Regions from separate parts of the Homo sapiens genome. Here region 2 is linked to region 1. The links are chromatin loops, found by intact Hi-C in ENCODE. Cell type or tissue: PC-9. All regions are shown on one strand. Links, peaks and the distances in the headings refer to the core of each region. The heading gives the core; the rest is flanking DNA. Region 1 overlaps VPS50 (VPS50 subunit of EARP/GARPII complex). Region 2 overlaps LOC112267858 (a long non-coding RNA gene).

Evidence for each region. Peaks named below come from ENCODE experiments on the same cell type or tissue, not always from the same donor. Only the 100,000 strongest peaks of a DNase experiment are listed, where the experiment ranks them.
Region 2: it touches region 1 in a loop (5-fold over the local background); 3 of 110 quality-filtered maps call a loop at or near these places.

Annotation. Positions count from the first base shown.
Region 1 is chr7:93,235,003-93,251,782 of GRCh38, reverse strand. VPS50 (VPS50 subunit of EARP/GARPII complex) reads right to left here. Exons shown (of 28, transcript NM_017667.4): 2 at 11,849-11,917. Among named protein-coding and RNA genes, the nearest start is that of VPS50, 11 kb to the right of the region's middle. In PC-9, for the core only: CTCF peaks have their summits at 5,868 and 6,075 (motif pointing left); no DNase peak of the experiment used is centred there.
Region 2 is chr7:94,269,160-94,285,939 of GRCh38, reverse strand. LOC112267858 (a long non-coding RNA gene) reads left to right here. Exons shown (of 4, transcript XR_001745273.2): 3 at 6,550-6,611; 4 at 6,954-9,413. Among named protein-coding and RNA genes, the nearest start is that of COL1A2-AS1, 110 kb to the left of the region's middle. In PC-9, for the core only: a CTCF peak has its summit at 8,897 (motif pointing right); no DNase peak of the experiment used is centred there.

The DNA of each region.
Region 1 (16,780 bases), core at 2,866-10,865:
AACTATTGTTTTAAATCATTTTCAGTAATTAAAATAACACAATAAAAATACTAAGGAAATGTACAAAAATTATCTGGTCAGTTAAAGAACAGTATATTTTTCTTTTTTCACTTTTTATGATACTTTGAGTTCTGGGGTACATGTGCAGAATGTGCAGGTTTGTTACATAGGTATACACATGCCATCGTGGTTTGCTGCACCCATCAACTCATCATCTACATTAGGTATTTCTCCTAATGCTATCCCTCCCCTAGCCCCCCACCCCCCAATAAGCCCCAGTGTGTGACGTTCCCCTCTATGTGTTCTCATTGTTCAACTCCCACTTATAAGTGAGAACATGCAGTGTTTGGTTTTCTATTCTTGTGTTAGTTTGCTGTGAATGACGCTTTCCAGCTTCATCCATGTACTTGCAAAGGACATGAACTCATCCTTTTTTATGGCTGCATATATTACAAGGTATATATGTGCCACATTTTCTTTATACAGTCTATCCTTGATGGGCATTTGGGTTGCTTCCAAGTCTCTGCTATTGTGAATAGTGCCGCAATAAACATGCGTGTGCATGTATCTGTATAGAATGATCTATAATCCTTTGGGTATATACCCAATAATGAGACTGCTCGGTCAAATGGTATTTCTAGTTCTAGATCCTTGAGGAATTGCCACACTGTCTTCCACAATGGTTGAACTAATTTACACTCCCAGCAACAGTGTAAAAGCATTCTTATTTCTCCACATCCTCTCCAGCATCTGTTGTTTCCTGACTTTTTAATGATCGCCATTCTAACTGGCGTGAAATGGTATCTCATTGTGGTTTTGATTTGGATTTCCCTAATGACCAGGGATGATGAGCTTTTTTTCATATGTTTGTTGGCTTCTTTTGAGAAGTGTCTGTTTATATCCCTCACCCACTTTTTGATGGGGTTGTTTTTTTCTTGTAAATTTGTTTAATTTCTTTGTAGATTCTGGATATTAGCTCTTTGTCAGATGGATAGATTGCAAACATTTTCTCCCATTCTGTAGGTTGCCTTTTCACTCTGATGGTAATTTCTTTTGCTGTGCAGAAGCTCTTTAGTTTAATCAGATCCCATTTGTCTATTTTGGTTTTTGTTGCCATTGCTTTTGGCATCTTAGTCATGAAGTCTTTGCCCATGCCTATGTCCTGAATGGTATTGCCTAGGTTTTCTTCTAGGGTTTTTATAGTTTTAGGTCTTACATTTAAGTCTTTAATCCATCTTGGGTTAACTTTTGTATAAGGTGTAAAGAAGGGATCCAGCTTTCTGCATATGGCTAGCCAATTTTCCCAGCACCATTTATTAAATAGGGACTCCTTTCCCCATTGCTTGTTTTTGTCAGGTTTGTGAAAGATCAAAGAACAGTATATTTTTCAAATAGAGACATTCTAGATTATTTTATTGCAGGGCATATTTTTTATTTGTAAGAAGAGCCTTGCTCAGATATCTTTTAGAGTTTAACTTATATTTTGTATTTGTAAAACTAACTATAAAATTATTCCCTATTAGTAATTTCAAGCCAAAAAAATAGAACAAATCTAAAACTCAAGAAAATGTTGACTGTTTAAATGTAAAGTTCCAATAAACTTAAAAGAGAAGGCAAACTCATAAATATCAAACCTGAATAATCAAATATGCTTGGAAAAGAAAATCCCTCTTCTGTGCTAACTCATAAAATACACCGAGAAAAAAAGGTCAATGACATAGCTATCACTGAGTCAGCGTGCAATCAGTTACTATGATTGCAGTAAGAAATCCAGGGTCCCAACAGTGGGAACTACATTCCTGAAGGGGTTTATCTACAACACAGGAATCCATTTAGCACCCTGGACAGTGGTGCTGCCGCACAGACTTGGTTAAAACTCACACGTGTGGAAGGGAAGGTTACCAACTAGCCTATCAACAGGCAGCCTCCATGCATCCAATTGAAATATGAAATGAAAGTCAGAAATGAAATGGAAGAGGAGGTCTGCACTTCCTGGAAATCTCTTTCCCTAAAAGTCCACAGGCATTTGAAATATCAGCTTCATATACTGTAAGCTGAGGGAGGGGAGGAAATGAGGCCCAAGTGAGGACATGGCAACACTGCCTCCCTAGGAATTCTGCAGTCTGCAGCAACATGAGCAAATAAATGCAGTTGATACCATTCAAGACAAAATATTTGAAGATTACAAAAACTGCTACGATTTTTTTAAATCAGAAATAGAGCCAAGCCAGAAATTCAAATAGACTGCAACAATTGAGTACTTTCATCTTAAAAGCATAAATGTCAATGACATATAACACCATGCTGAGGTTCTCCATATAGTACCTAATTGATTGATAAGAAGGTAAAGATACTTGGATTTTTAGCTGCAATTCCATCATTAACCCTCGGCAACTTAGTCTCTTCATGCCTAGTTTTTTTTTCACCTGTAAAGGGCAAACATGCATTCTCTCTCTCTCTTTCTCTCTCTCTCTCTCTGTGTCTCTCTCAAAATGACAGTGAAACAAATATCCGAAGTTATTAAGAATGCCAAAGAAAAAACATAATTTATAAGTATCTCACAAGTGTACATTTCAAAAACATGATGAATCTGTAAAAGGAGTACAATCTGTATATGTATGTCAAATGCTATTCTTTCCTAAAGAACTAAGCAATTAGTATCACAGAGAGCATACAACCCCATATAATTTCAAAGAACTGACATGGAACACCTGATACTCTGAAGTGTAAGAAACCTGGACTAAGGAAAGGAATAAAACCTAGAAAATCAGAAAAAGAAATGTAGCATACAAAATAGAATTAAATCTAAAACAAATGCCCCTATGTAATATTATTTCCCTATAAAATATCCTCTCCTTTAAAACAATTTCATAACTTCTATGTGAAAATATACATCTGAACTGGAACTTATTCAAACCCCCTTCTGATTAGAATCCCGATCACCGTGTTCTTTTTAGTCCCACTGAACTAGCAGTCTGTAAAGCTCTGCTTCTACCTAATCATTGTCCAAATGTTTCATCGCTGTTAGGGCTGCCTGCTCAATCAGACTGTACACTTCTTGAGAACTGAGATTTCTCTTCATTCTCCATCACGCTGCTCCACAGTGCCAAGGCACACCATAGATAATCACTGATCAAACTAAAATTAATTTACAGTTAATTGCAAAAAATGAATATAAGACAAAAGGAAAGGAAAAGACAATATGCTCTTGTTTCAATAGTCAAAATTTTCCACCAACTCTTAGTAAAACATTTCTTTCTTTTAATTAGAGATAACGATGTGAACTGATTTAGGAATATTTTACACATGTAAATTAGAAAAATAAACAGAAGCAACCAGATTGCCTATTCTTAACACAATTACTACATAATTTAATAGAAACTGATTCCCTAGGGTGGGAGATGTACAAAAATACATAATTCTTCACCTAAAATAGAACCAATACATAGGTGTGAGCCCAAATTTTACATAAACAAAATGAACAAAAAGTTTCCTATAAAAAAATTACAAGGCAAAATTGGGGGAAATGAATACCAAATGGAACTTCTTACACCATACTTAAACATATGATTTAAGAAAAAAATTATAATAATATTAGATATTCAAACTAAGTCTAGGATAAAATATTTCAGTCTTAAAAATGTTTAAAATATTTTTATAATAAATTTTATGTCACATAATAATTAATAAATACATAGTATCATTAATAGTGATATAAATGCTCTCTAAAACTTGAAAGTCCAAAAATAATTTGTCAACTACAGGCTACCAAATGTGCTGCCACACAACTTGCTGTCAATGGTAATCAACTAAGCAAAAAGTATTATCAGCATTACCCCAGAATTAAAGCTGGAGAAAAAAACTACAATTAAAGTAATGAATTGGAATAACAAAGAGGAGAAAACAAAAGCATAAAAGGCAAAAAATGAACAAATCAAATCTCTCTCCCATACTATCATTAGAAACTAACCTGCCTACTTTCAAAGCTCTATAACCTTATCTTCCCCTAAAAAACAAATTTCATTTAACAATTTTTTAAATTCCCATTATGTAAAAATTTCCCATACTAGGTCATACAGGAACGAAAATGAGTAAAATATAGCTCTTCCCTCAAACAGTTGTTAAAATAATAGGAGGGGTCAGATGAATAAGTAAGCAATGACAATGCACAGCAGAACATGAGGGTGATGCAAACAGAATGAAGGCATCAGACGGTGGGTTCACATCTGATGGAAGTGGTGGCATTTGGAAAATATGAGAGAATAGGTAGAATTTCAGATTTAGAAATTGGGAGAATAGGGTTACAAATATAAAGCAAAGCAAAAGTAAAAATATTGAATCGAGAAAGTGCACAACAGGTTAAAGCAATAAAGGGTGGCTTCCGCAGGATAGAAAAATGTCACAAGGGAGAGTCTGCATGTATGCCAAAAGACAAATGCAACAACTGAGATTTGTTTAAATTCAACATATTTTTTGTATATTAGAACCATATTTTCTTCACTAAAAGTAAAACATCTTAACACATATCACTGCCTCAGGTTAGGCTATATCAAAAACAGGCAAAAATATTCAATATTTTCTTAATGTAATAAACCAAGCAGAATTCAACGTTTTAGAGGCTGTGTTTTTCCAGCAGTCACAACATGCAATAAGGTTGCATATAATACCACCTAGTCTATTTTTCTATTTTGATCATGTCTGAGATAAAGCTACATGAACATGTACATAAATGTACATCAGAAATATAACTTTATGAAAAGTGAAGAAAAACAATCATATTAGAGATTTAAGTCAACATCTTTGATTTAGCAAAGCTACTTTTCCTCTCAATACAACAAAAAAGGTATTATGGGAATTGGGGATTCAGCTATGTAAAACAATTTGAGCCCTCAAATGTAAGGTATTATGATACATTCCCAGTATGTTTGTGGTTTCTAAGGAACTAGGCTATAACTTTACCAAAAAATTTTCCACTTAAGAGTTCATCACTCAAGGGAATATATTCAAGTTTAGGAGGAAAAAAAGAGAGACTACTAATTTTGTATTTAATCACTACTTTTAAATTATCTAAAATACCACACTAATTAAAAATACTAATCCAAATTCAGGGCTCTTAATTCTATTCACTTTTATAAAAAGTTATGACAGCTTAACAGTTTTCCTTACCATTATTAAACTCAATATTTTCTGCAATTTTGAAAAGTAATTTAACCTAATTTCTAAACCCACATAACAGCTTGGAATCTCATAATCTTCAGTACTAGTTTTTATTCAAACAAAAATATGAATGCAAATCTTTACTTCACAGGTCAGATTTCAAAACTCTGAAAAAAATATATAGAATAAAAAATGAAATGCACACCAACTCCTCTTTCTGTACTTAGCTCATTAGACCAGTCCACATTATACACCTGATTATATAACTCAGTGGCAGAATATAGTGCTTATATAGCTGATTATATAACTCAATGGCAGAATGCAGTGTATGTGTGTGTGTGTGTTGAGAAGGAAAGTGGAGAAATTTTACAAGCATGATTTGCGGTTTGCCACAGCAAATCTTTGATCAAAGACTTTTTTTTACTGTTTGCATTTCTTCATTCGTCAACATAAAAAATCTATTCTGTTATAGGGAAAACGGAAGCTATAATCTTACCAAAGTTAACATCACGTTAGGGCTCTAACTGAAAGCAAAAAAAAAAAGAAGCGTTTAGTGACCAAAATCTAAACAGAGCTAGAAGTAAGAACAAAACATGAAGTTTTCAATATTCAGTCAGTATTACAAAAGTCATTAATCACTGAACAGAAATAGATTTTATCTCTTTCCAAATGAAACAGGATTCAAAACTTATTTCAAGATCACAGATACCCTAAAACCACATGCCACGTAAGTTTATAATGAATGGCCAGATGTCTGATTACATGAGGAAATGGCACGTTCTCCTAAAATCCCACTAGAACAACAATAATAATCCGTCAAAGATAGCCGGTTCATCAGTTTCTGTGTGCATTTTAAATAAACTTATCTTTTAAAGCCTACCCTGTTTTTCTTCAGGCTTTTAGTGCCATCTAGTGGAATACTGTTGAAGTTACAATTTAAAAAGAGGTTTTGGGCAAAATGATTTATAGAACATTTTAATAAAAGGTTATTGGATCACATTTTAATCCAGCTTTATAACACAATCAAGTGATTAAGATGATGTATTTTAATATGTGTCACATGCCTGTCCTTTCTGGGGCTAACACTGAAGAAAAGACACATCATAAATCAAGATATACAGAGAAAAATCGAGTGTGTACATCTTAATTTTGTTTTTCTTTTGTTTTCGAACATCTCATCAGACACTTTCTCTAAAAGAAAACAATACTGTCTATTCTGAGAAAAGACAACATCACAGCACCTTCAATCCCAGTGCCTTTCACAGGTTCTTCCACCTTCCAAATCCAATAAAATCATCAATCTTAAATTCTGCTTTTTAAATGTCCTTCCAATGCAACCCTTCTCCATTTCCTATACCTTATGTTCCTGTTTTCTTCTTAATCAGTATCCTTGTCCCCAACCTCTACTCAACAACTCACCCCATAAAACTGTAATCTTTCTTAAAAAAATTAATCGCCAACTCTAAAAGATCCTGAATACATTTCTACCTACTCCACATCCTCTCCTAGCTGAACTCTGTTGTGCCTCTACTCCTCTGCAATTATCTATTTTTGCTTGTCTCCCCCACTCAGGTTGAGTTAGGAACAGTCTTGTACCTCTCTGCATCTTCAATGATTAGTAACTGCCTGGTTCCATAAGTGTTTGCCAAATGGACTGTATGAATGAACTTATATGATTTGCTATGAAAGAAGGGTTAAGAATCTCAAAGCATCTGAAGCTATGAGAAGCATAATTTCATTAATGGTTAAAAAGAACACAACTAAATACTGTTAGCCATGAGCACCTAAGAAAAACTCTTAAATGATTTTGCAGATCCATAGTTAGAGTCTCCCTTAGTACCACCTGCAGAAGACACCTGTCCTAAATGATACATAATCCTAAATTGAAAGTCTTTATCATGATCACTAAATAAATTCACCTAGTCATAAACCTCAATACTAATCCTCTCTAATACAGACACCAATATGCAAATCTTCTAACAAAAACTGCTCAAAAAATTATTTAGAATGTATATTTCTTGTGTCATATTTCTCCTACAAAAATTACAATATAGAAAGTATAAAACATTCGAGCAAAAAGGATTCCAAAAAAGTCTAGTTCAATAGCATCTTTTCACAAATGAAGAAACTGAGGCACAAAGCATTAAAATGACTTCCTTTCAACAAGCTGTATGTTTAAGTCAATACTTCAACCTATGTCTCTTGACTGTGATTCAAGCACACTCTCCACAAATTTTGGTAAAACTGTAAACCAAGCTCTGCAGTTAGCAGGTGGTTTTAGGATTCTTTTAATGGATTTTAAGAAGTCAAGTCAAATCGGTTTATCTGATTTCACAGAAGTACTAGAAACTCTAGAAAACATTCTGCTCAAATTCCTAGAATTTATATAAGTAGAAATGCTTCAGAGTAGGCAGGTACTCAATAAATATTTGTTGAATGGATGAAGTATAAAAAAATTATTTCTTATCCTTAAACAATTATATTATCAAATGTTGACTGCAACAGACATTTATTTTGTCACCTCATCCTATATTTTTCTTTCACGAAAAAAAATCAAAGGTAAACCAATCATGTAAAAGTAAAGACAGCTGAATCCCATTACTATTTATGAGTTAATTAAATTGAGGCCAAAAAAACCCCCTTATCATTAAAGAATACTATGAGGAGGCAATGCTTCACTAAAAACTCGTAAAACAATATTAGTATCAATACTCTTTTTCAGGTTCACATTGTGCCACTGTGGAAGTACTATGGAAAGTGTATATTAATAAAGGCTGGATGTAGATTTTATAAGGTTCTGAATACTGGTATTTTTACTTTTTAATCAGGGTTCAACAAATACTCTCAAACACAGTCCAAATAAGTTCTATAACTAATAACGTTGTGGCTCTACTATCATATATTATAACAAATACTAGTTGTATTCTTAATTCTTGTAACCAATTAAGTAAAATACCTTTCATGTTTAAATGGATTAACAAACTTAGAAAATACTACCTAATTTCTTATATCTTTAACTCTGCATGAAAATCCCACTAATTTGAAACATAACAGAATCCATTTCGAAGAATGAAATTTTAGGTCATTCTATCTTATTCTACAAAAATTCTCAGTAAAACTTCCAAACAATTTTTTAGAACAGTTCCTCTATTTCCTGTTGCTCCATTCTTGAGATAATATTCTCATCTTGGCCATTGGTTCCCAAACCTGGCTCTACACTGGAATTACCAGGGAATCTCTAAATATTACTGACACTTGCCTCCACCCAAAAACGGTGATTTAATTGGAATTGGCCATGGCCTGGGGACTGTTGATTCTAAATGTACAGCAAAGTTTGGGCACCACTGATCTTGGCTCTGAGCTATTTAAGCTAAAATTCCTGAAATCTGTCTAAAAGTTTCCTTTCCTCTAGCAAGTTCTGAAAAGAACCTTAAATGTTTTCTACTTTTCTATACTATTTTATCCACCCAAATTCCAAATTTCCAGTATATAGATTACCATTTGACTTGCATCTGCTCTTAAAATCGGGCACAGGATCAGATTGTCTATAAAATGCAGAAATTGTACCAGATGGTTTATACAGTTTCTTCCCACTTTGAATTTATATAGTTCTAAAATAAATAAATAAATAATACCATCTGGCTTATCAAGCACACCTAGTGCCCTTCAGTTCTCCTTCACTACCCTCCTTTTTCTAGCAAGTTGAAGCACATACAATTTGCCAATATTTGACCATTTTAAACTTAAACAGCCATCATTTATCCTAACATTTTTCTCCTACTTATCCTTTATACTGGAACCTTTTCATGTAACAGAACCCAAACTAACCTATTTCTTTCTTGAAAATGCCACTGAAATCTCTCAATTCCCTGTCCTAACTTAGAAAGATACTATGAAAAGAAAGGAGCCGATTCCTGAAGACCAGGCATATGTTTTTTAAAAGTTGTACCTACAGTTATAAGTGAGGCAGAGCTATTAAATGAAGTTAATGTTTATAAGTTTTCCATATAAGAATTAACAGTGACTACTTAAATAGCACAAATTGTTAAGTTCAAAGAGTACTCCCCTAAGCAAAACTAATGGGTACCTTGCTTTTTAAACCTAGAATATACTGTGAGAATTTTCTATGTTATATATATATATATATCACCAAGTTAAAAACCCAAGCTTCCAAATAATTTCTAGAGTATGATACCATTTTTAAAAGGTTGTATAACTTATAATACCATTATAAAAAGCTATACTGACTACTTCCTGTAAAATAACTGCCAATTTCAAGGAGTTTATCTCATCGCCCTGTTTCCTTCACAGTATTATAATCTGTAATCGCCTTACCCCTGCTTGAATGTAAGCTCGCTGTCTGACAGCAGGGAAGTTTTGACTTTTGGAGAGAACTTTTGTCTTTTCACTGCTATACTGCCAATCCCTAGAAAGTATCTCTAGCACATAGAAACTCAATAAATTTGTGGAATATGCATAGGGAAAAGACCAGTAGGCAATGTTAACCTTGACAGTGTTGGTGATTTTTGTGATTTTTTTTTTAAGATACCTTTTTCCGTTTACCATGTTTTCTGTTTAGAGCATACATTAATTTTATATTTAAAGCAAAAGTTATTTCAAAATAATCATTTGAATTAACATTTTCCATTTTGTTAAAATGCTTTTAATCTTAATTTTAAAAGATCTTAAAGATCTTCTTCAATTACATCAAATTTCAGGTCATCAAGAACTAGCAACAACATTAATTTCAAAGCAATTATACAAAAATAAATCATTAAAATATATGTGTTATGATCTAAGTATAAAGTCTTATCTAAATTGTGAAAAAATACTGAACATTAAAGCTACATCAAGCTATGCTGTGTAGGGAATTTCTGAATATGAGTCTTCTTAACTCCTGATCTCAGTACTGACTTCAAACCTCATCCAAAGACTCAGTTTACTGACTGGAGCTTTGCCACTCTCTGGACCCAGCAACTCTCATGTTCTCAGAACCACCCAGAAAGAAGGCAGAAGCTCTGCTCACCCTCCATCATTTGTTATGCTATAGGAGAACACAGAAAAAACAAACAGGCAGATGAAGCTTGTAGGGATTTCTTAGTGTAAGGTTAAATGTAAGCTTATAGCATCAATACATTTTTTACTATTAACTGTTTTATTATTTAACTAACTTAGCTTCTTAGTATGTGCTAAAGAGACCAGTGCTTTAGGCTTACTCTTCACCTGAACCATTTATATTTGCTGACCTTGTGATCCCAGACTGGCCACTCCACCCAAGGCCAGTTATCCTAAAAGTACAGACAGCACTGGTCACTGATGGAGCTAGGGGTGTACATTTAATAAGAAGACTTTGTAATGAGATCACCATATTCACTACCAACCAGTACTGGGAAAACATCATGGCTCATGGTGGAAACACAACAGAAAGTTCTTGTTAAGACTGTAATGTATTTTTTTAAAGAGGCTCACTCATCAATTTGACATTGATTCTGCAATATGTAATACAATCTAATTCAAGGTATGTTCATAATGCATGATAATCTTTTTCTTAACTCAAAGAAATAAAGAGAATTATTGTCAATTAATTAGGATTTATGGCTATCTCTTGTTTCCCAACCTTTTCATAGTCATTAATTTTTAATAACATTACATAAAACTATACGGAATGCTTTTCTTAAGTTTTTGTCTGAACCATTTCATGCAAAAGGGTTGGTTATAATTTTATTGCATTTGGAGAATATGTTTCAGCCTAACCCAAAATAAAAACAATGCAGTAAATACAAAATTCACTTTAGCAGGTAAGGCACCTGAAAGAGATGAGAAATCATCCTCCTAAGGAGCTGACACCGAGGTGTAAGGAGAGGCCTTAAACTGCTGATCAAGAGAAGCACACCCTGTGTATTCAAATGCCTGATGCAGAAAACAAACAGTATTTTCACGTATCACTCTCAAATTAAAAAATACAAAAACAGACATTCAGAAGTGCCAGCTTAATCTGTGATGGAGCAGCTATTCACATGGGCAGCTCCAAGCAGCAACACTCCAGAAAAACAGCAGGGATTTAACAATACTTAATAATTCCAAGGGGAATCTAGCTAGCTTTCAAATAACCTATATAAAATTTGTAAACTGAGAAATTCACGTGAATATCAGAGGATTAAAATCTAAAATACCTACAATCTAGGAGATAAGTTATACAATTCAGTATAAATACTATGGTTTAGATGCTTTTTCAAAAACCTCTGCTCCACAACAAAAATATAATCATGATTTTTGGCACAGAATGTTAGGAGTATAAAAAGTCAGTAGTCAACTATTTCACTTTATTTCTACAAATTACAGCAGATAAATCAATGAGAGAGAGAGAGAGAGAGAGTGTGTGTGTGTGTGTGTGTGTGTGTGTGTGTGCATACACATATATACAACTGCTTTCAGGCTAAGAATTTAATATAATAAATTCCAAATTTATCAAGTTTGCATTTTTTGCTTTGCTATAATGCATCATACATACTGCATCCCAACGTGTAATGAAACAAGCCCTACACCTACTATACAATAAAAATTTACCTAGCTTATCTTAACAACCATCTGCCTGTGGGAAAGAAAAGCTTCTGTGAATCAATTACTATCCAGAGGCAATCATATTTTCTTAAGGAAGTAAAAAGTCACGCTCACACGTGTAGCTCAATACCTTTCCAGGGACCCGGAGACTCTCTATGGCACCAAGATCACTGAGGCTTTCTTGAGGGCTTTTCAGACCCTTAAAAAAATAATAAGATGAGGAAAATTTTAATCATGCTGAAGAATTATAAAAGGATAGAATACACCTACTGAAACAGAAATGACCACTTTAAAAATAGAAATTTTCCTGCTTCAAAATATGGAAGATATATTCTAAAAGCAATCATCATTTAATACATATAGTACTATTATTAAATCAGAGAAGGGTGTACTTTTGGTATTTTAAAATAAAAGAGTATTATACGGCAACTTCACAACTAATGGTAGAAGTCCAACCCATCTATGATTTGAAAACAGCCAAAAGTAAAGAAACTTACATAACAAAAAGCATTCTATAAAAGCCACTTGTATATACAATAATAATTACTAAATCCATCAGGAAAAAAGTCCAAGCAATAGTATTATGATTCACAGATACAATATACTAACCAACTAAGCTAACATATAAGTAATCCCTTCATTTTACTTGATTATTTCCCACCAATGTATCCAATTCATGCTGCATAAATTAAGATTGAAGTCTCATATCTCACTGTCTTTTACCTGTCCTTTAGTTCTTTGGTGCCCTGTACTTTCTATATTCACATCAACTGAGGGATTCTGAAAGCTTTATTTGTACCAGGGGAAATTATTAAAATAGAAAGAAATCAGCAATTTACATTTTCTTTAAAATCCTCTTTTTAAAAATAGGCTATTCGAAGCAGACATTTAATGTCCCTGCAATATTAGTTTTTAGGCAAAATTAGCTATTATTAATTTGAGGAGAGATTTATGATACAAATTGTCCTTTAGGTGCCCTATATTGGGGATCCTTAGTAACCAAAATATATGGTATGCTTATGTTGACTATTTGAGACTCAGAGCAGAACTTGCTTATCTTTAAACTACAGAGATGTGTATTTTCTCTTCCCTGTTGTAAAATACCACTAGTCATATCTAAAATTTTTTATTACAAAGTGCTCTGCCTCAACCGCAAGTTTTCCATTACCCCCAGAATATCTAACCTACCCACCCTTCTCTCCCCGTCTCCCTCTCTCAGGCACACTTACCACTCCAAGAAATGAGAAAGCAATACATCACTTTCAGAATTATCTCCTCTACAAAGTCTTCCTAAATCCCTATGCTCCAAAGAACACAGTATTTCTCAGTATAACCCTTGGATCATGTCCATCAACACCACCCAGGGAACTTGTTAAAAGTAAGATTCCTAGGCCCTAAAATAAACCTAATGAATAGGTTTTTCTAGATTTGGGCCAGGAATGTGCATTTTCCCAAAACAATACCTCAGTAAGACATCTTCCAAGACAATACCTCAGCCAAAGTAGTAAAGTTTTAAATTTTAAATATATCTTTCTCTTCCAAACTTTAAGTCCTAAGGAAAGGGAGAGACAAAGTCCTATTTGCCTCTGCAGCCCAGTGGCTAGCAAAGTTCCAGAAACAGAGTAAACAACAAAGAAATGAGTAAATTATTAGGTAGAAGTCATTGGTCAGGCTCCAATCTCCCACAAATTAGCGCATTGTTCCCATGGGAACATGTAATTGACTGCAAAAAAATTTCTAGGAATGCTCGCTGGAAAAAAAAAAAAGGCCTAAGGAGGTTTAATATGCCTTTCAATGAGTGAGGGAGAAAAATAGTATGTTACTAGTCTTGGGCGGTTTGTTCTTCCCTGTCTCGAATTCTCACCAACAGTCATGAGGGAATAGCATCAAAACTGGTAAAGAAGGCAAGGCTGAGTTACCAAACTACACTTCTATATACATTATATATGCACACATGAAAGTAAAACTTCCCAATTTGATTCAAAATCATGACCACCCCTAAAATATATTTTTAAAATGTAATTGCCATGTCTTTTAAACAAACATTTTTCAAAGTACACATGCTCCTCGACTTACAATTGGGTTATGTTCCAATAAACCCATCATATGAGAACATATGGAAACATACAGAAGAAAACAGACACTGAGACTGCCTGAGGGTAGAGGGTAGGAGGAGAGAGAGGATCAGGAAAATAACTATTGGGTACCAGGCTTAATACTTGGGTGACAAAATAATCTGTACAACAAACCCCTGTGACACGAGTTTACCTATAGAACAAACTTGCATAGGTACCCTTGAACTAAAAATAAAAAAAATTTTTAAACCCATTATAAGTGGAAAATACATTTAATAATCTCAATAAAACCATCATAAACTCAAAAATTCATTAAGTGAAACCATAGTAAATCGGGGACCATCTGTATAGATTTGCTTAACTAATCTAACAGAAATCCCTGAAGAAATATATCATATTTAATTTCTCTTTCCCCAGAGCTAGTCCGTAAAGAAACCAATGCCTGAAATGTAAACGTGATATATACCAATATCTAGAAAAAGTAGTCACCACACAACAATTCAATACCAATACACGGCAAATTTCTGCCAAATGTACAAAATAAAAGTAATACAAATTGAAAACCCGTGTACATGTTAGGAGGATGTAGAGTGAAGTGATTATAGCAATGGGCTCTGGAGCAGACCACTTGAGTTTGTATCCTGACTTTCTTGCTGTGGTTTTGAACAACTTATCTATCCTTTCTGTGCATTATATTCTATGATCATTCATAGGCTATTATAAGAAGTAAAACAGGCCGGGCGTGGTGGCTCACGCCTGTAATCCCAGCACTTTGGGAGGCCGAGGCGGGCGGATCACGAGGTCAGGAGATGGAGACTATCCTGGCTAACACAGTGAAACCCCGTCTCTACTAAAAATACAAAAAAAAAAAATTAGCCGGGCGTGGTGGCGGGCGTCTGTAGTCCCAGCTACTTGAGAGGCTGAGGCAGGCGAATGGCATGAACCCGGGAGGCGGAGCTTGCAGTGAGCCGAGATCGCTCCACTGCACTCCAGCCTGGGCGACAGAGTGAGACTGTCTCGAAAAAAAAAAAAAAAAAAAAAAAAAAAAAAAAGAAGTAAAAGAGGTCATGTATGTGAGAAGCCAAAAATACTGTCTCATATATCTCAAGCATTCTGTGATGATTAACCATAATTCTTAATATTTTTATTATGACAGAAATGCTTTCCTTTTATCAAAACAGAAATGAAGAATTACATAAATGTCTCAAAGCACATCTGACATTCAACTGTACTTTAGAATTACAGATTTTTAACACTTTATCAGTTTTATAAACTTCTACTAACAAATGAAGTCATTCTTATTTTATCTTCATCTCTCTAAAGCATGAAGTCATGGTTTTAACTACAGTTCTCTGCCTTTATTAACACTTTGATGCTATCATTAACCACTATTTGATTTTCTTTTGTATTTGATGTTTGTGTTGATAATTCCCCAGTTTAGACATATAGAAAATTCAGCATAAATTAACACTCGCCTCTTCATTTACCCAAATCAGATTAACACTTCAGACTACTTCAGTTATGTCTACATTAATCCTCATTTTCCATTTACGAAACCAGCAACTATGTCTTATCCATCCAAAGAAGCATCTGTGATGATTTGTGTTTCCTTCTCCTTTCGGCAAAACTCAAGAGTGTTTACACCCAGTCCCTAATTTCTCTCCCCCTATTTTCTCCTGAACCCACTCTAATCAGGCTTTCCTCCCCACAACTTCATGAAAACTGCTGTAGTTGGGGCACCAAGGACCTCCACGCTGCTCAATCCAAAAGCACATTTCTCATTCTCACTCTCACCTTACTTGACCAATCTGCAGCATTTAACACAGCTAATCACTCCTTACTCTTTTAAATTCTTTACTTGGCTTCAAGGCAGTCTTCTTGGTTGTTCTCTTCATCCCACATTCATGCAACAAATATTTATTGAGCATCTGCTATATTCCAGGTGCCATTCAGGAAGCTAAAGACTTCTTACCTCACAAGCTGCATGTTCTCATTCTGCTTTCCTAGATCCACCACTTCCCCCTGAGTTTTTAACACTGGATTCTCAAAAGCTCCAACCTTAGATTCTTTGTATATCTACACTCATTCCACTGGTGATCTTAACCAGTTTATATGCAATCTACATGTTTGTAACTCCCAGAGTTTCAGCTATACCCTGGATTCGCCCCATAAATTCAGATTCATCTGGCCAACTGCCTGCTGTATCTCTCCAGTTGAATATTTAAGAGGCTTTCAAATTAACAAGTCCAAAAACCATGTCCCTTCCCTCAATCTGTTCCTCCCTCAGTTTTATCCATCCGAGGAAATGGCAATTACATTCTTCCAATTGCTAGGGCCAAACTATTTTGAGTCATCCTTGATGCTTCTCTTTCCCTCACAGCCCAAACCCAATCTGTCAGGAAATTCTGTCACCTCTACATTTACAGCATATTCACAGTCTGACCTCTTTCAACACTTCCACCACTAGGGTGGAAGGCTTACACCCACCCTCTCACCTGGATTACCACAGTAGCCTCATCATTCACCTCCCCTGGTTTTGCTCTTTTCCGCTCTTCAATCTGTTCTTAAAACATGGGTCCAAATGGTCTGTCTGAAGTGTTATGTCCAATTATATCATTCCTCTATTTGCCATTTCACTCAGAATGAAAGCCATGACCTTGCTATTACCTATAAGGTACTACATGATCTAGCTTCCTGCCTTCAGTCATCTAACCTCATCCTAACCTCATCTCCCACTACTCTTCTCCTCACTCACTTCACCCACACAGGCCACTTGCAATTTCTCAAACAAGCTCCTGCCTCAGGACCTCTGCATTTGCCTTTCCTTCCACTGGAAATGCTCCTTCCCAAATATCTACCTCACAGAGTTCACTTCCTCACCCCCTTCAGGTTTTTTTATATTACCTTCTCTGTGAGGCCTTCCGTGGCCATCCTATCTAAAATTATAAGTGACCTCAAATCACCAACAATTCCCAGGACTTTCTATC
Region 2 (16,780 bases), core at 5,825-13,824, 1.0 Mb before region 1:
CCATAAGGGGAAACAGGGGTGGGGGTAAAAACAAGAATTCAGTTTTTGGAATACGTTCAAAAGATCTATTGTACAATATGGTGACTACAGTTACTACTAATGTATCGTATTTTTAAAAAATGACAAGAAAGAAGATTTTAAATGTATTCACCACAAAAATGATATGTATATGATGTAATGCATATATTAATTAGTTTGATTGAGCCATTCTACAATGTATACATATTTCAAAACAAGCAGTTGTACACAATGAATATATGTATATAATTTTCACTTAAGTAAGTAATTTTTTTTAAAGAATGCAGTTTTTGACCTGATTGTGAAACACTATTGGATATACACATAGAGGCACAATGTGGGTAGATGAATGAATGAGTCTAACATACAGGGGAAAAGGTATGTATTTGGGAATTGTCAAATATATGTCTAGAAGGCTCCTTAAAGTCATTAGATGAATGAGATCTCCTGGGAGAATGAGAAGAGTAGAGATCCGAGGACTAAACTAGGGGGTCACTTGAATGCTGGAAAGACAAAGAAGAGCCAGCACAGGGGATCAGGAGAGCAATCAGTGAGATGGGAGGAGACCCAAAAGACAGTGATAAATGAAGAAGGTGTTTCAGGAAGGAAGGTTGTGCCCAACTGTGTCAATGTTGCTGATGATCTGAAGAAGATGAAGACTAAGAATTTATCTTTGGATTGGTAATGAGCTGGTCACTGGAGACTCTACCAATGGTCGATTTGTGGGGTCAAAAGTTCAACAGGAGTGAGTAGAGGAGAGAAAGAAAAGAGAGGAAGCAGAGACAGCAAGTATAGATAATTATTTCTAGTGTTGTAGTGTCAAGGAGGTAGAGAAGTCAGGCAGTTAGTGGCTGGAGGAATGGGAGATCCCAAATTCATTTGCATGGTGATGGACTGACCCAGTAGAAATGGAAAATGTCATGACATGTATGAGACAAAGGACAACTGCAGCAGCAGTGTCCTTCAATAGGTAAGAAAAGGGTTGTCCTTAGGAGCACTGACCACTGATCCATTTTAATTGTGGGGAATGCAGAGTAGGTGGGCCCACATGCTAATATCTTGGTAGATTTGGTAGTAAAAATGGTGGTAGTGGTTGTGGAAATTCTCGCTTTTTTTTTCTTTTTTCCAGAGTGAAGTAAAAAGCCAGTCCAGCTGAGAGTGAGAGACAGGGAAAAGGCTTAGAGGTTTGGGGAGAGAACAGAAAGAGTGAAATAATGATCTAGGAAGAGAGATAATTCATCTTCCTTGTATTCTTCTATTTCTTTTCAATTCTATCTTTCCCACTGGAACTCCCTTCACTGAACTTCCAGCAGAGGCTTTTCCCCAGAGAAGGGTCTTGAAAAATGTTGACTGCATTAATTAATTGGAAGCTCTTCTCTTTCAAATCTGGGCATGGGGGACGGTCAGCGGTTCAAGGCTGTTTCAAAGGCTTTGGATAATTAGACTACTCTCCCTTGTAAAATTTACCCACAACCCTTTCCATCTTTCTGTATTTTAAACTAGTAATTTAGCACGCTTGCATCTGAGCCACATTTTGCAAAAATATGTTTCTGTTGACATCAGATAAGAGTTGAGTTGTGAAATACATCTCTTTAAAGGATTAACTACGCTTCCAAAAAGGCTCTTTGTTGTGAGATTTGCTAACAGATGGGAAATTCTAGGCTCTGGGTGTTAACAGTATTCTTGTGATTGCAGAAAAATAGCTTCATTTTGTGTAAGCAAAATGAACATATACATGTGAAACATGATGACATTGTAAGTAAATATGCAAATAAGAATAGAAAAACATAGTTAAGTTGCTTATGGAGTAGAGAAATGAAAATGGAAAAAGGTTGTTTGTTAATTAACCAGAGCATGCCTAGAAAATATTCTCTCTACCATTTGCCTTCCCAGCATGGTTTCAGGAGCTGGGCTGGCAGAAGAAGTATTTGATACAGCCCTAACTCTCAAATGTGATACAGTTTTGGAGAGAAGCCGTCCTTGTTTTAAAGCATTGGAAAAGTGCTAATATAAGGTGTGGCAGCAATTCTGAAAGCAGTAGAAATCTAGTTTAGACTGAAGCAGTTAGGAAAGGCTTCCTGGAGGAGGCAGGCCTTATGCATTGGCAAACTCTTATTTCTTTGAGTGTAACTTGTGTTTGAAGGGCTTGCTTTGATAAAGTGGAAACTCTCTGGCTTTAAACTTCTATTACACTGGGCTTTCTCTCTAATTAATTTTTTATGGGTATAAATTATATCCCTTCAACTGCCGTGTTTGTTATTCAACAGACATGTTTAGAGCCTACTAAGTGGCCTGGCGCTATGGGTGCCCTTGTGAACTATTTGGTGTCTGCCTTTGAGAAAAATCATAGTATAATAGACAGAGGTTAGCTGGTATGCTTCCTTTTTTTTTTTTTTTTTGCTTTTAACCCAACTATAGTAAAAATTTCCACTTCTTGCTAAGCTATATATCAATTTTTTCCTCTCTTCAAGAAAAACGTCTTTTTAGGTTGATATATGGAAGATACTGGCAAAAATCACTTGGCCAGTAAGGCTCCTGAGGTACTGCTTGGTGGGGAAAGTTGAGGAATTATAAGGAGCATCTGTGGGGTGTGCACAGGAAGAGCCTATTTTAAGTTTACTGTCTAAGTAGGAGATGAATTTCCTTCCAGAAAGGGCTTCTCCTCCGCCTTCCACTGTAGAAGATGCTGATTGTTGAGAAGCTTCACTTGCAGCAGATTCTGGGCTCTTAGGTATAGAAGAACAAGGGATGACTGCTCCTTTTCATTTAGCACATATTTATCAGTCACCTACTATGTGCAAGGCACTAAGACAGATGTGGAGGATGCACAACAATGGCACAGGGTCTGCCCTCCACAAGCTTATATAGGTTGAGTATCCCTTATCTGAAATGCTTGGGACCAGGAGTGTTTGGGATTTCAAATTCTTTAGAATTTTAAAATATTTGCATATACCTAATGAAATGCCTTAGAAATGGGACCCAAGTCTAAACACGAAATTCATCTATGTTTCTTATGCACCTTATATACAGAGCCTGGAAGTAATCTTATGTAATATTTCAAAATAAATTTGTGCATGAAACAAGGTTTGGATTGCATTTTGATTTCAACTTATCACATAAGACCAAGTGTGGAATTTTCCACTGTGGTATCATGTTAGTGCTCAAAATGTTTTGGATTTTGGAGCATTTTGGATTTCAAATTTTTTTTTTATTAGAGATTCTCAACCTGTATTCTATTACAGACAATAAGTAAATAGAGAGATACATAAATAGCTCGTGTACTGATTATTGTTATGAAGAAAAACAAGCTGTGTAAAGCAGAGTAAGGGGGAATGAGAGAGAAAAGGAGAAGCAGTGCTATTTTGGATTGAGAAATCCACTCTGATGATGTGAAATTTGCACAGAGACATGAAGAAAGCAAGGAAATGAGGAGCATGTGGGTCAAGGAAGAAGCTCATTCCAGGAAAGCAAGAGACTTAATGAAGGCTAGGAACTTAGGCACTGTCCAACCGGCAGGTGCACAGATGACCCTCTGTAGGAGGCTGGCATGGCTAGTGGCTGATGGTGTGGCTGGAAGGGACAGCGGGGAGGGGGTGGCAGCAGCAACGTGTAATGTGGGACTCACAGAGGCACAGTACGAACCAGCCAGATGTCTCTTCTTAGCCATGCTGGCCGAATATCCCCTGCCTCATGGCGAGGACTTGATCTCTTACAGAGTTCTGACTCTGTTATCTCAAAAAGCCCTCTTGTCATTTTCAGGAAGTCCTGAGGTTGTTACTGCCTCTTGCTTATAAAAACCTTTACAGCTTCTTTTAGGGCACTTGGGAGAGTATCTCTTTCCTTCCCATGTCCCTTAGAGTCATGGAGAAACCAGTTCCTGCCACCTCCCAAGCTCATCTTGGACTGGGGTCACCCTCTCTTCCTCCGTTGCATTTCCTTCACCATGGCAATTTCCTCTGATTCCTCCTTTTTCTTCCTGATGCTTTTCAGACCCTCCTCATCAGCAAACCACATGGCTTGTTTCTGCTTCTGCTCCTGCTATAGGTCCTAATATTGGCACCCTTGACTCAGAAAGATCTTCCCAGGCCACCTAATACAAAAGTAGTTGCACCCTTCTCAACATTACCCTGCTTCCTTCATATCTCTTAATATTAACTTTCTTAATATTAATTTTCTTCATATTCACAAAATCTCAAAGGATCTCATATTTAATTGTTTATTAGATCTTGGCTTGTGTGATCAGGGACTTGCCTTGTTCACTGTTGTTCCCCTGAGGATCTGTCAGGATGCCTGCCATATGGGAGGAATCCTACATTAACTATAAATATTGGTGCATGAGAGAAAGAATATAGATGCCCTAAGTTTAACAGGTCCCAGAAAATGATCACAGTAAGGATTCTGGAGGGTAAAACTAAGTAAGCAGTTTCCTTAAAAAATCCTACCTTAACAAGGCTTACTTCTGTCTGGATGCTACATTATATCTTCCAAGTTTGATCCATTGACCCCTTTTTATTCCAATAGAGAGACTAATCTGGTTCAGACTATTTTCATTTTAATGTCTACCCCTAGTGTGTCTGAATGAATTAATACAGACCCAGCGTGGAACTGCTTGGAGAAACGGTACTGGCATTTTGAAACTGCAAGACTCTGATTTTGTTTAAACGATGCATTGTTCAGTCATTCATTGGATGACAATGTGAGAAATGATTTTTCCTGCCTTTGCTGTCAGGTGGTCTGATTCACTGAGATATAGAGGGGGCGGGGAGGGGTGCACCTATGGAGAGAGAATTGAACTATAAATGCACTGGTTTCTCTGGAATCAAGTAAAAAAAATAAAATTTGCTTTTGTGTTTATTCAGCTACTGGGAAAGAACACAGCTGTAATAATAATCCATGAAGGACAGACATTTGACTTGAATACTTTCTCACTTCTGTGAACTGTGATTTGAAGTGGGGACTACTTCCTGGCCTGCCTCTGGACTCAGGCTCTTGTCCCTTTGGAGTGGGGTCAGTTTTCCAGCAACGAATAAAACCTAGGGTGCCTGAATTTTCACCAGGGGAGGTGGGAGAGGAACACAGTCCAAAACAAGAGGCGGATTTTTTTCTTTTTTAAAGCAAGAGCCAGCACATTGAGACCTGTCTTTCAATTACCTCATTGAAAGAACAAATGTTACTACATTAAAAAATGACCTGTTTATAAATGGCAAAACGAATATAAAATAACTAAAAAGACAAACAGAGGTCCTGTTTTAGTGTAGGCAAACTGATGCACAGAGATCACCTGTATCCTCAACTCTAACTTTCTCATCTGCGTATATACCAACAGGAAAGTCTTTTCATCTGCTCTGGGAAAAAACAACAACAAAACCAAAACAGTAACAAAAGCCACACTGTTTGCTTATTTCATGTTTGAAGTAAAAGCCCTTCAGCTTCTAATTAGTCGCACCAAATGGTGTTTAACTTTAAAATGAAAGTTTTGTCATTATCGTGGGTTAATTTTGGTTGACCTTTGATCCTCCCTTCCTCAACTATTGCTGTAGATTACTGCACTGTCTGGTATGGTAGCCAGCAGCCACATGTGGCTATTTTAATTTAAATTAATTAAAATTTAAAACTTATTTGCTTAGACATCATCACCATTTTAAGTGTTCAGTAGCCACAAATAGCTACTGGCCACTGTACTGGACAGCACAGATATGGGGCACATACATCATCACTGAAAATTCTGTTGGGATTGTACTGCTCTAGAAACTAAAGGCATGAATTGGAAGACAGCATGGTACAAGAGAGTTTTCAAAGTATTTTCTAGCTGAGGGAATAATTTCTTGAACAAAATTGTGTATGGAAACTCAATACATACAAATGATAGTTATGGAGCTGCTCTTGCTAATGTCAACGTGGAGGGTTCTGGATCCCTGCGCATTTACCACCTATTCTAGCCCCTCAATCCCATGCCCAAACCCTCCAGGTCATCGGAGAGTAGAGGTTGAAGATCGCGAGTGCAGTTGGTAAGGTATCCTCCTCGGAGTGAGCACACCTGGGTTTGAATTTTGGCTCTTCCTCTTGCTAGTTTTGTGAACTTGGAGTTCTTGGAACTTTCTGAGAGTCAGTTTTCTTGTCTGTGGCATACATCAACTATCTCTGAAGGTTGTGAAGGCGGGTTGAATTTTCTCATTTCTCAGATGAGGAATTGAAGCTTGGCAGAACTGCATGCCCACCAGACGGCCACCCAGTGAGCGGAGGCCAGAGCTGGGACCAAACCCAGTCCTCTCTCAGTGCCATTTCACTCCACTGCTCTACAATTTCCTGTTCAAATTGAAATTTTTCAAGCCAAACTACTTTTTAAAAACCAGCTGTCTAGGTGTCACTTATGATTTTTTATTTCCTGGATCAATATAGCATGTGAATACTTCTAAATGTACTGAAGCAGAAGTTGCCACCCTTGAACTGGTAAATGCTGTTTGAGTAAGTCAAATCTTCTTTGATACCCTTCATACTTCTTTGATATGCTTCGTGCTCTTCTCTTTGCAGACGATGGAAAATAAAAACAACAAGCAAGTGAAACTCCCTGACTTATCAACCTTACTCAAGAAGTAAGTGGTATTTTTCAAAAATCCTCATTTTCAGTGGTGAGATTAGAAGCCAGCCTGATTGTGAGTTTGGAAAACACACTCCTGTTTCATGGGCTGAGCATGAACTCAGCTGGCCTGTGTGACCTCTGCCATTTCCAACAACAGCCGACCATCCAAGGACAATTTTGACAGATATAGGAGAAAGATGAGTGGTTCTCAATATTGAACTAACTATTAAATGATGTTAGCGTAGGATAACCAGGAATGGTGGGAATTTTATGATTATCAGAAAAATCCTTGCTGCAACTGAGATACTGATGGATTGCCTCTTGATACTCCCTAGTTCCTTCTTTCTTTCTCTAGATGGGAATTTCTGCCCTAGAGAGGTCTTGGAAACTTTCTCACCAGAAGAGCACAACTTGATGGCAGGAAGCTCCTGATGGAGGCCTGAAAATGGCCCTGAAAGGGATGCCAGGGGACCAGGGCTCCACTATTATCAGCGTGTGACTTTGGACAAGGATGTTAATGGCTCTGTGACTCAGTTACCTCTTCTGTACTTTGCTTAGGGGTCTATTGCTTTCCATTTTGTCTTTTTCATTTGTTAAATCCAATGATGTCACTGACAGTAAAAACTAGTAAATAGTAAAAAAAAAAAAAAAAAAAAGTAAAACCATGGCTTCTCTTTTGGAGATGGCATCCCCATGCTGCCTATCTTTTCTTACACTTACTCACAAATATTTTTGATGTACTTATAACTCAGGAAATACCTTCCGAGGCAAAAATGTGTGTGGATCAGTAGAGGTAGCAGCAGCAGTAGCTGCCAAGTGCCCTGATGGCCTGGAGTCAGATGGCTACATTGCACTCAGTTCTCCCATCTTCCATAGATACTGGATGTTATCCTTCAATGTTTGCCTTGAGCCAGATGGAGAGGAAAGAGGCAGAGTTAACTTGTCTTTCTATTTTCATTCTCCCAAATACAACTGATTTTTTACTCTACTCCTGGATACCTTTCTTATATCACAACTCTGATGATGTAACTTTTCTCAACCAAACTTTCAGGGGACCCTCTATGATCTCAGAATGAAACCCCAACTGTGTTGTATACATTTAACATGCATTCTACTTTCCTTCCTTCCTTACATTTTAGCTGCGTGGAATTCCTTGGCTTTCAATGTGGAAGAAAGTTTGTGGTCCTTGCCCCACCTCCCCTCCCCAAGGTTGCAAGAAGAGGGGGTTAGAATTGTGGCTTTCTTTAATTTGATCCAATGCTCCTTCCCCTGCAACTTCTGCTTCCATACAATTAATAACTATTTTCGAATCAATGAAATAACAATCATTCTTTAATACCTCAGTATAAACGATCTTATTAAAAGTTATGCAGCCTGGTCCAAAAATGGCACAGGACAGAGGATGGGGCCAGAATCTTTGCCAGGGCACTGCCAAGAAGGGCATGACCAGTGGAGACACTTGAGTGGATGGATGCTGTGTGTCCCAGAATATACATGGAGTTGAGGTACAGGCATGGCATTGAATATGAGTAGAGCAGTGCAGAAAGAAAGAAAGGAGCAAACTTCAGAAGCCTCACAAGTTTTCCTAGAGTCATCCCTGTGAGCTTCACAATCTAGCTGTCCTTAAGGAATGTTTCTTTTATGTGGAGCACTGCACACCTAAGACATTTTTAATGTTTTGCTCTGCCAAGTGCAGCTATAAGAAGGAATTTCCAGGTAGAGAAACAGAAGGATTGGAGAAAATTCTTAGAATCGTGCGTATAAGGCAATTCCGTTGCAGCATCATCTGCTGTGGTCCTTTGAGAAAACTAAGTGTTTATTTCCATGATTTAAAATCAAGTCAGTCTTTATCTAGGGTTTGGGAAGGCTTACATTGGCTCAGGACCAAAATGAAGATAGGACTAGAACTTTCCCAAGAATGTACGAATAAATGTATGTGTGAGTTTCAAGTTGCACTGGCAACACTTTGGAGAAGTTAGCACTTCAGAATCATGAGGATTGTTTAAGCTGTCATCCCATTGGCTGGCTGTGTGGAAGTTACCCATTGTATGGAAGGTGACCCTGACTAGACCTTGTACAGTCCCTTAAGATAGATTAATAGTGAAGTCCTCTAACATGTTTTCTGAACCTGTCAATGAAAGAAGAGAGAGATGCCTACCAGTGCAGAGGAAAGGAGTGGATATATCTTAAGTCTTTGTTATTTCTGTCATGCAGATGACTCAGGTATAAAAACTAGAAATTCTTCCTAATGTGGATTAGGGAACTCAGGCTTCACAGTATAAGCCAAACAAAAAAAAGTTTCATCACCAACAAACTGTCCTACCAGTTGGTGGCACCGTTATCCACATCCTTTGTTCCCCAAGGCAATACTGATGATAAGGCTACATTCAGTGACATTTAGTGAAACTGACTGCTGTGAGGGCTCTTTATAAACTTGCACCAGAAGTACATCTCTTTTAGTTTATTTTTAGGTTATGATAATAGGTGCAAGGCTTTACAGCTAAAGGATTCCTCTCTTATATAGTTATTTCCAGTAGTATGAATAATAGATATTCTAGTGGTAATAGTACTGGTAGCAAAAACTACTCTTCTGCTGCTAGGATTCTATGAATCCTACTACTTTTACTTCAGTTACTCCTATTATTGTTATATCACTAATTGTGCAGGTTTTGTGTCAGGGCTTTTGATACACGATGTTTAATGCTTATAGTCATTCTGTGAGGTGTGTAATATTATTCTTACTTTATAGAAGAGGAAACTGAAGTTCAGAAAGATTGATGTATCCACACAAATAAATTGCTGACTTGGAATTTGATCTTAGATGCATCTGCCTCCAAAGCTCACACTTTTGCATCACATTTTGTCTTTCATCTGCCCTTCATAATATGGCCATTGCTCCATAATCCCTGTCTTCAGAAGATATGCACAGCTCAAGGACTGTGAACTTCAAAGGGCTCTGCCGGAAGTCCAGATGGTTGTCCAAAAATGGCCTGTTTCCTTTGTGTTCACTGGCTTGTCTTGAATGCGTCAAAGTTATCTTAATGTCATTTCAAAGGCAATTGAGGGAGCATCCATGGAGATAAATTGTGCCTGCAGCCTGTTGCTGAATGCATATTAAGTTCTATTCATGGATTTCCTAGCAACCAGAGCTCTGTGACGCATGGAGTCAGTGAGCTTGCGTTGTACTTATGTAGAGAAATTAAATCACTTGGATTTTATTATTAATATTTTTAGAAAGCCTCACTAGATTAGCTGTTTGAAATGCATTGTTATCTGAGTTCCTGTCAGCAGCTGGTCCCAGTCACATCTGAAATCATTGAGGACTCTAATTTTCACAAACGCTCCAGTGAGAGATTATCTCCATTTATATATATTTACAATTAAGTATTTAGTTGGGAAATAAGGAAATTAAAAAAAGGAAAGTTGCTCTAGCAGCTTGTGATCTAGGCAAAGTTCTAAAACTTGATACAAACATAACATAAATAAGCAGCAAGCATCCTGGTGAGAAGAGACAACTGGGCTCCTTTGCTTCAAAGGGACGTGGTGAAGTGGAAGAACATAATTTTAGTAAACCTAGTTCTTCACAAGACATTTCATAAGGGTGAAATATTTTTCATTTTAGGGTTCACCGAATATACTGCTTTACAGGCTTAGAAAATTGACACATTTCTTCTTCATAGTCCCAACCAGCCTAAAGTGCTGCAGACATCTCACAAGTTTCTCTCAAGTTTTAATTTGTGTTTTATTGGACATACAAGTCAAATCTATGTGTGGTCTGCTGTAGTGGTATAAGTGTGGCATGCCAATGCATGGTCAAACACACACACACACACATACACATGCACACGCATAACTATTTAGGAATATCAAAAATTTAGGCATCTGATTCCTGAATTTATGTTCTTCATAGAAGGTACCTCTAAGACATTGAGATTTCTTAAAGAAACATCTTTGGGTTCAATATCCAAATGAACGTGACATATTTTAAAGTGGTCAATTTGAGAGAGTGACCACTTAATCCAGTGATTTTACTTTGCTTGGAATACTTTTAAAACTTCAATTTTAGAGTTGCCTTTAGTGGCACTTATTTTAAAAACAACATTAATGATGACAAATATTTTTCTTGAAAATACATTCTGTTTGTGCTCCTTGAGTGATGATTAAAACTGGAAATTAGCCATTAGTGTTTCCATTACCCACTATCAAAAAATATGAAAATGGGAACACATTTGGAGACACTAATGCATGAATCTCAAAATGAGCTTAGGTTGTCACAGTGAATGACGCACACAATGAAATGGTAATCTGAGGGATCAGTCCAACCCACCAGTGCCTTTGATGTGGTAAAGTCATCAGAAGAAGAGTTCCTTTACGTTAGTGGAGTTGCTTATATGATTGTCATGGCAAACGTAGAGTATTTCCAGTTAACAATGGGAACCAGAAAGGTAAACTGAAGGTTTTCACAAATGCTTAAGACTACACTCTCATTGAATACTTGGAACCAAAAAATTAAAAAGTACATTCCATCAAATCTCTATAAAATTATCTAAATTTTCTCTGCTACAGCTATTTGTTTTTCATAGAAGCAGTATATGTAAGTAAACATCAAGGTATTTGTTACCTACATGTTTTACCCATATCTTAATTATCTCCGAAATTGTTTGAAGAGTCTTAAAATCTCTAAGAAAAGGGCAAATAGATAAGCAGAGTGACATAGGACAATACTTATACTAGAAAATATAAAAACTTTCTAGCAGTCAAGGTTTCTAGGAGATCATTGTAGGTTACCTAATCTCATAATCTTATGTGAATAAGCATTTCAGTTCCTCAAGAGCACCAAAAGGAAGTCTCCTTGAGGGTTTTTGTATAACTCATATTGAACTATATAATTTTCAGAATCTTTGCCAGAAATTTTACAAAAATTAGAGTTTTTCTTATAAAGTTGTTTCTTATATAGACAGTTGACAAAAACAAGAGCATAATGAAACCAGCTCAATTGTCCCATAGAACTGATGTTTACAGTCTTTTAAAAATAAACATATAAATTGAAACTTACATTTGTCTTGTCTGAGTTTTTTCCTCAGGAAACCAACCCTCAGGTCTCCCAGACAGTATCAAGGAACTGGAACTCACCAGATCATCATATCCAGACAAGAAGCTAGACCCCTCATCCCCCATGATTTCCTTACCCCTCTCAAATTCCTGCTTACCCACATGTAGTTACATTCCTTCTTTCATATATAAACCCCCAATGTTCCTCTGCAGGGAGACAAATTTGAGACTGATCTCCCATCTCCTTGGCTGCAGCACCTGATGAAAACCTTCTTTCCTGGCAATCCTCATTGTCTCAGTGACTGGCTTTCTGTGTGGAGAGCAGGAGGACCCAGGCCAAACCCCTGATGTTTCAGTAACAATAATATTAAAAAAGAATTCAGCTAAGGCATAGATCTAGGTTCTTTGGGATAACTCTTGAATTTGACTTGTGCCACAAGCCATTTTGAACTCCAACTATGGTGGATGAGTATGCCAGACACGTGGACACATGATCTGAAGCCACAGTTAGTCAAAGCCTCTTGGTCATGGTGAGTTGAGGGTGTGAATTGCTCTCTGCTTCATTTCCATTGCCACCACATTTAGAAGCCTAATGTGCTCAAAGATTTCTTTGTAACATTAGTTGATAAAATGTGCCCCTTAGAGCCTCCACTGGGACCCCTGTGGTCATTGTGGGCTATCACAGCACTTACCCTGCTTATAGCCAGAAGGAATCCTATTCCACACATCACTTTTTCAAGTAAATTCATGTCTACAAAAGCAAATGGTTTGGAAACCACTTTTTTATAGGCTGATGTCAGTGGCTCATTTGTTCTTGGTGAGGAGTTTGGCATGAAGGCTTGCTTATTTAGAGAAATGAGCAGTTTTCAGATTTTCAAACACTTGTGCATTCTCCAAAATTGCTGATTATGCATGAATTTCATTTCAGTGTTAGTTTAATATTTCATATTAATGGCCACCTGTTGCCAGATGGGAAAGCAATGATGGTGTCCAATGAAGTATGCCCTTACAGTGGTACACATGGCTTACACAGGGCTGCTTTGGGAAAACAGACCTCTGCATATTTTCAGCAAAAATTAATTATTTTGAAATGGATGCACCAGTTTTCCTCCAAGTGGTTAAATGTCAATAAACTGGAAATAACTTGTCTTTTTAGGGACTTTTATGTTACTGCAAATTTGTGTGTGGGGTGCGTGTATGTGTGTATGTGTGTATTTTAGGCTGAAACAAGTGACCAAAGATGTCAACCATCTCTGACAATGTGCCAATTCAAAGGAACTTAAACAATTTTCAAAGAATGACTGATTCACATAGAATGCAATTTTGGATCTAAGTCATAATAGGAATTCTCTTTACTGCTGTCCTTGTAGCTTTTCTTTGACAGACTATATGGGAATAACTGAAAAAAATAATTCATTACTGAAATAAGGGAGTCTAGGAGATAGAATCTAGATGGTCTTGCTGATGGCAAGAGAAACTTGACCAAGATTTGCCAAAACTGACAGAAGAAACTAAGGGAAGACAGTGAAGACTAGTGTTTCTTTCACTAAAATTCTGAAATTTACCTACATCTTTTAGAAAATATTTTGTTTCAAAAAATCCATTAGAATTACTCAAAATTTCAAATCTTAATCAAAACCAAAGGATTTTTTCTTTTTATATGTAATACCACCAATTCTTTGAATATGTTGGTTGTTTTTACAATTTCCACCCTTTGATCCTTGTATTGTTAACATATAGAAATTACTTCACTACTTGTCTTAGCCTGAAAATATTCAGAATTGTGTATTCCTAAAAAAGTAAATTTAATTTAAGAATCTAAAATAAATAATATTTTATGTCACTAATCTCTTTGATAATCTTTGATAATTCCTATATCTCTAGTAAAAAGTTATAATTAGGTTATTACTATATTCTATTTTTCCTATTTTCACCTTATATTATTTCATTTATCTCCCTGAGTCATCATGGCCCACATGTGTGATTTAAAAATCTGCATAGTGTATATTCTTGTTAACAAATCTTATTTGCTTAGCCGTCCCAAGGTTTTCTTAAAATGAGGATTAAATGGCAATATTTATGAAGGGCTTAGTACTATATGTCTCATAATAAGTGCTAAATAAACATTTGTTAAATAGATAAACTGTCTTATTGTTGATAATTTTTCTTGCTTAATATTTTTGTATTATAAATAATACCTCACTGTCTTTAAATATTAAATTAAAATAAGGATTCTAGACTACTTCCTTGGCATATGATTCTTCAAATAGAAATACCAGGCAAAAGGCTCTGGTTGTTTTAAAAGCTTTTGCTTTGCATTATTTTCTAATTTATAGCAAATCTATGGATTATATATATTATATATATGGATTATATGTAGACACTAATAGTGCAATTAGTAATGTTTCTGTTTCTTCATGGTTCCACCAACTTTGGGTATTATAATTTTTACTTATTTTGCTAACTTATCAGGCATGTTTCTGGACAATTAAATTGCTGTACATGAAACTTCTGCAGCAGAATCACTTAGGATGTTTGTTAAAAATGTCAGAAATCTGGCTTTCTTGCAGGTCTACTCAAAGCATATCTTGAGGTAGGATTTGAAAATCCCAAGGTTGAACAAGTTTTCAAGGCAATTCTTAAGCACTCTAAAACTTCAGAACCACTTCCTTATAATTATCTCAATTTATTTTTCTTTAACCGAGAATAAAGCTTAGCATACTATTTTAGACTTGCAAGTACTGTAGGGAAATGGAAGGTTTTCATAGTAGTAAATGAATCTCTCAAATCTTTACTTTCCCTCCCCGCATCCCTCTGCACTTCTCTAATCTAAAACAGTGTGTGTGATTATCTCTCTTTTTTTAAATTTTATTATTATTATACTTTAAGTTTTAGGGTACATGTGCACAACGTGCAGGTTTGTTACATATGTATACATGTGCCATGTTGGTGTGCTGCGCCCATTAACTTGTCATTTAGCATTAGGTGTATCTCCTAATGCTATCCCTCCCCTCTCCCCTCACCCACAACAGTCCCCGGTGTGTGATGTTCCCCTTCCTGTGTCCATGTGTTCTCATTGTTCAATTCCCACCTATGAGTGAGAACATGCGGTGATTATCTCTTTTAAGCAAATTTGTTGCTTATGGTTTGATACATAAGTCCTTTTAGAGGACTAGATGTTACAAAAAACAAAATCTTACTATTTGAGGGAACATGCAAATTGCAATTGCATCTGATTTAGCTGTTACACATCCTGTTAGTATGCCCATACAAGCTACTGTTGGAAAATGAAATGGAAGATGTGGTCACGTGGTCATCAGAAATGATTGGCTATACCTTGGCAGAAAGAATGGTAGTTCTCTGGGGGAGAAATAGAAACACAATACCCTGGTTAAATAAAATAATTAAGACAATAAAATTGATCATAGACTTCTGATATATTTTATATACCAGGGTATGTTGTAATTCATTTATTAAGTTGTTTCAGTTTAATTCACTCTATCTCTGAAACATTCCTTTCATTTTTATGTTTATATGAGATCAGTTAAAAAAAGAAAAAAAAAGGTAGAAATAAATGTGTGGATAGACCAGGCTGAGGAAAGGTTCCGGAAATGAAGAAAGTTTAGCAATGAAAAGTGATTATAGTGGACTCAGAAAAAGTTAATGACATAAAAAATACTGATAAAAAAGTAGTTACAAAATCAATATATTCAGCAATTTTACTGTAGGTACAGCTGAAAAGTAGTGCTTTGCTTTCATTGCCTTTTATACAATTTTTCTCGCCAAATACACCCAGTCATGTGTAGAGTTAAACTAAAATGAAGGAAGATAGCAATGAAAGGGTAAACTATTGTTTCCCAACCTATAAAAACAGGAGGACACTCATTGTAAGTAAAATAAGAGAGATTTATTTAGGCAGGAGAATTTGAGAGGCCATTTTGAGAAATGGGATTAGACTATGGAGAAAAAAATGCAGGATTACATTTTTCTGGCCCTTACTAAGTATAGATGCACACAGGGAGTAGAAGGGAACTAACATTTTTCCAACACTTTGTGTGGATACACCCTGAGCTAGAGACTTTATACAAGTTTTCTCATTTACTTTTTCCAAAAAAAATTGGTGAGCAAATAATGGCATACACATTCAACATTCCAAACAAGGCATAAAATCTGAAGTATTTGGGAATCTTGCATATGTGGAGAGACACTTATCCTTTAACCTGATCCTTGGAGCTTTTTTTTTTTTTTTTAATATACTTTAAGTTCTGGGATACATGTGCAGAATGTGCAGGTTTGTTGCATAGGTATACCTATGTGGGTGGTTTGCTGCACAATCAACCCGTCATTTACATTAGGTATTTCTCCTAATGCTCTCCCTCCTTTAGCCCCCCACCCCCCGACAGGCCCCAGTGTGTGATGTTCCCTTCCCTGTGTCCATGTGTTCTCATTGGTCAACTCCCACTTATGAGTGAGAACATGCAGTGTTTGGTTTTCTGTTCTTATGTTAGTTTGCTGAGAATCATGGTTTCCAGCTTCATCCATGTCCCTGCAAAGGACATGAACTCACCCTTTTTATGGCTGCATAGTATTCCATGGTGTATATGTGCCACATTTTCTTTATCCAGTCTATCATTGATGGGCATTTGGGTTGGTTCCAAGTCTTTGCTATTGTAAACAGTGTTGCAATAAACATACATGTGCATGTGTCTTTATAGTAGGTTTATAATCCTTTGGGTTTGTATAGTAGGTTTATAATCCTTTGGGTATGTACCCAGTAATGGGATTGTTGGGTCGAATTCCTTGGAGCTTTTAATTTCCTTTCAATTCCCTATTTATCCCCTACCCTATGATTCTTCACGTCTTTTCATCCTCAGAAAATGTCAATATTATCAATAATTAGAGAGAGAGAGAGAGAGTACATACTGGATATATTATGTTTATCTTGTACCCTAATTTTTCACCAATATCTTTGGACCTCACTAAACATTTTCTACCATATCATTTTAATGGGTCCATTGTATTCTTATACATATACAGCAGTATGTTTAAATAGGAGACTTTAAAAATGTAGAGTCAGTTGAAACACAGTGGAAAAGCATTTTCCTGAATGAGGCATAAGCATTTCTTTTT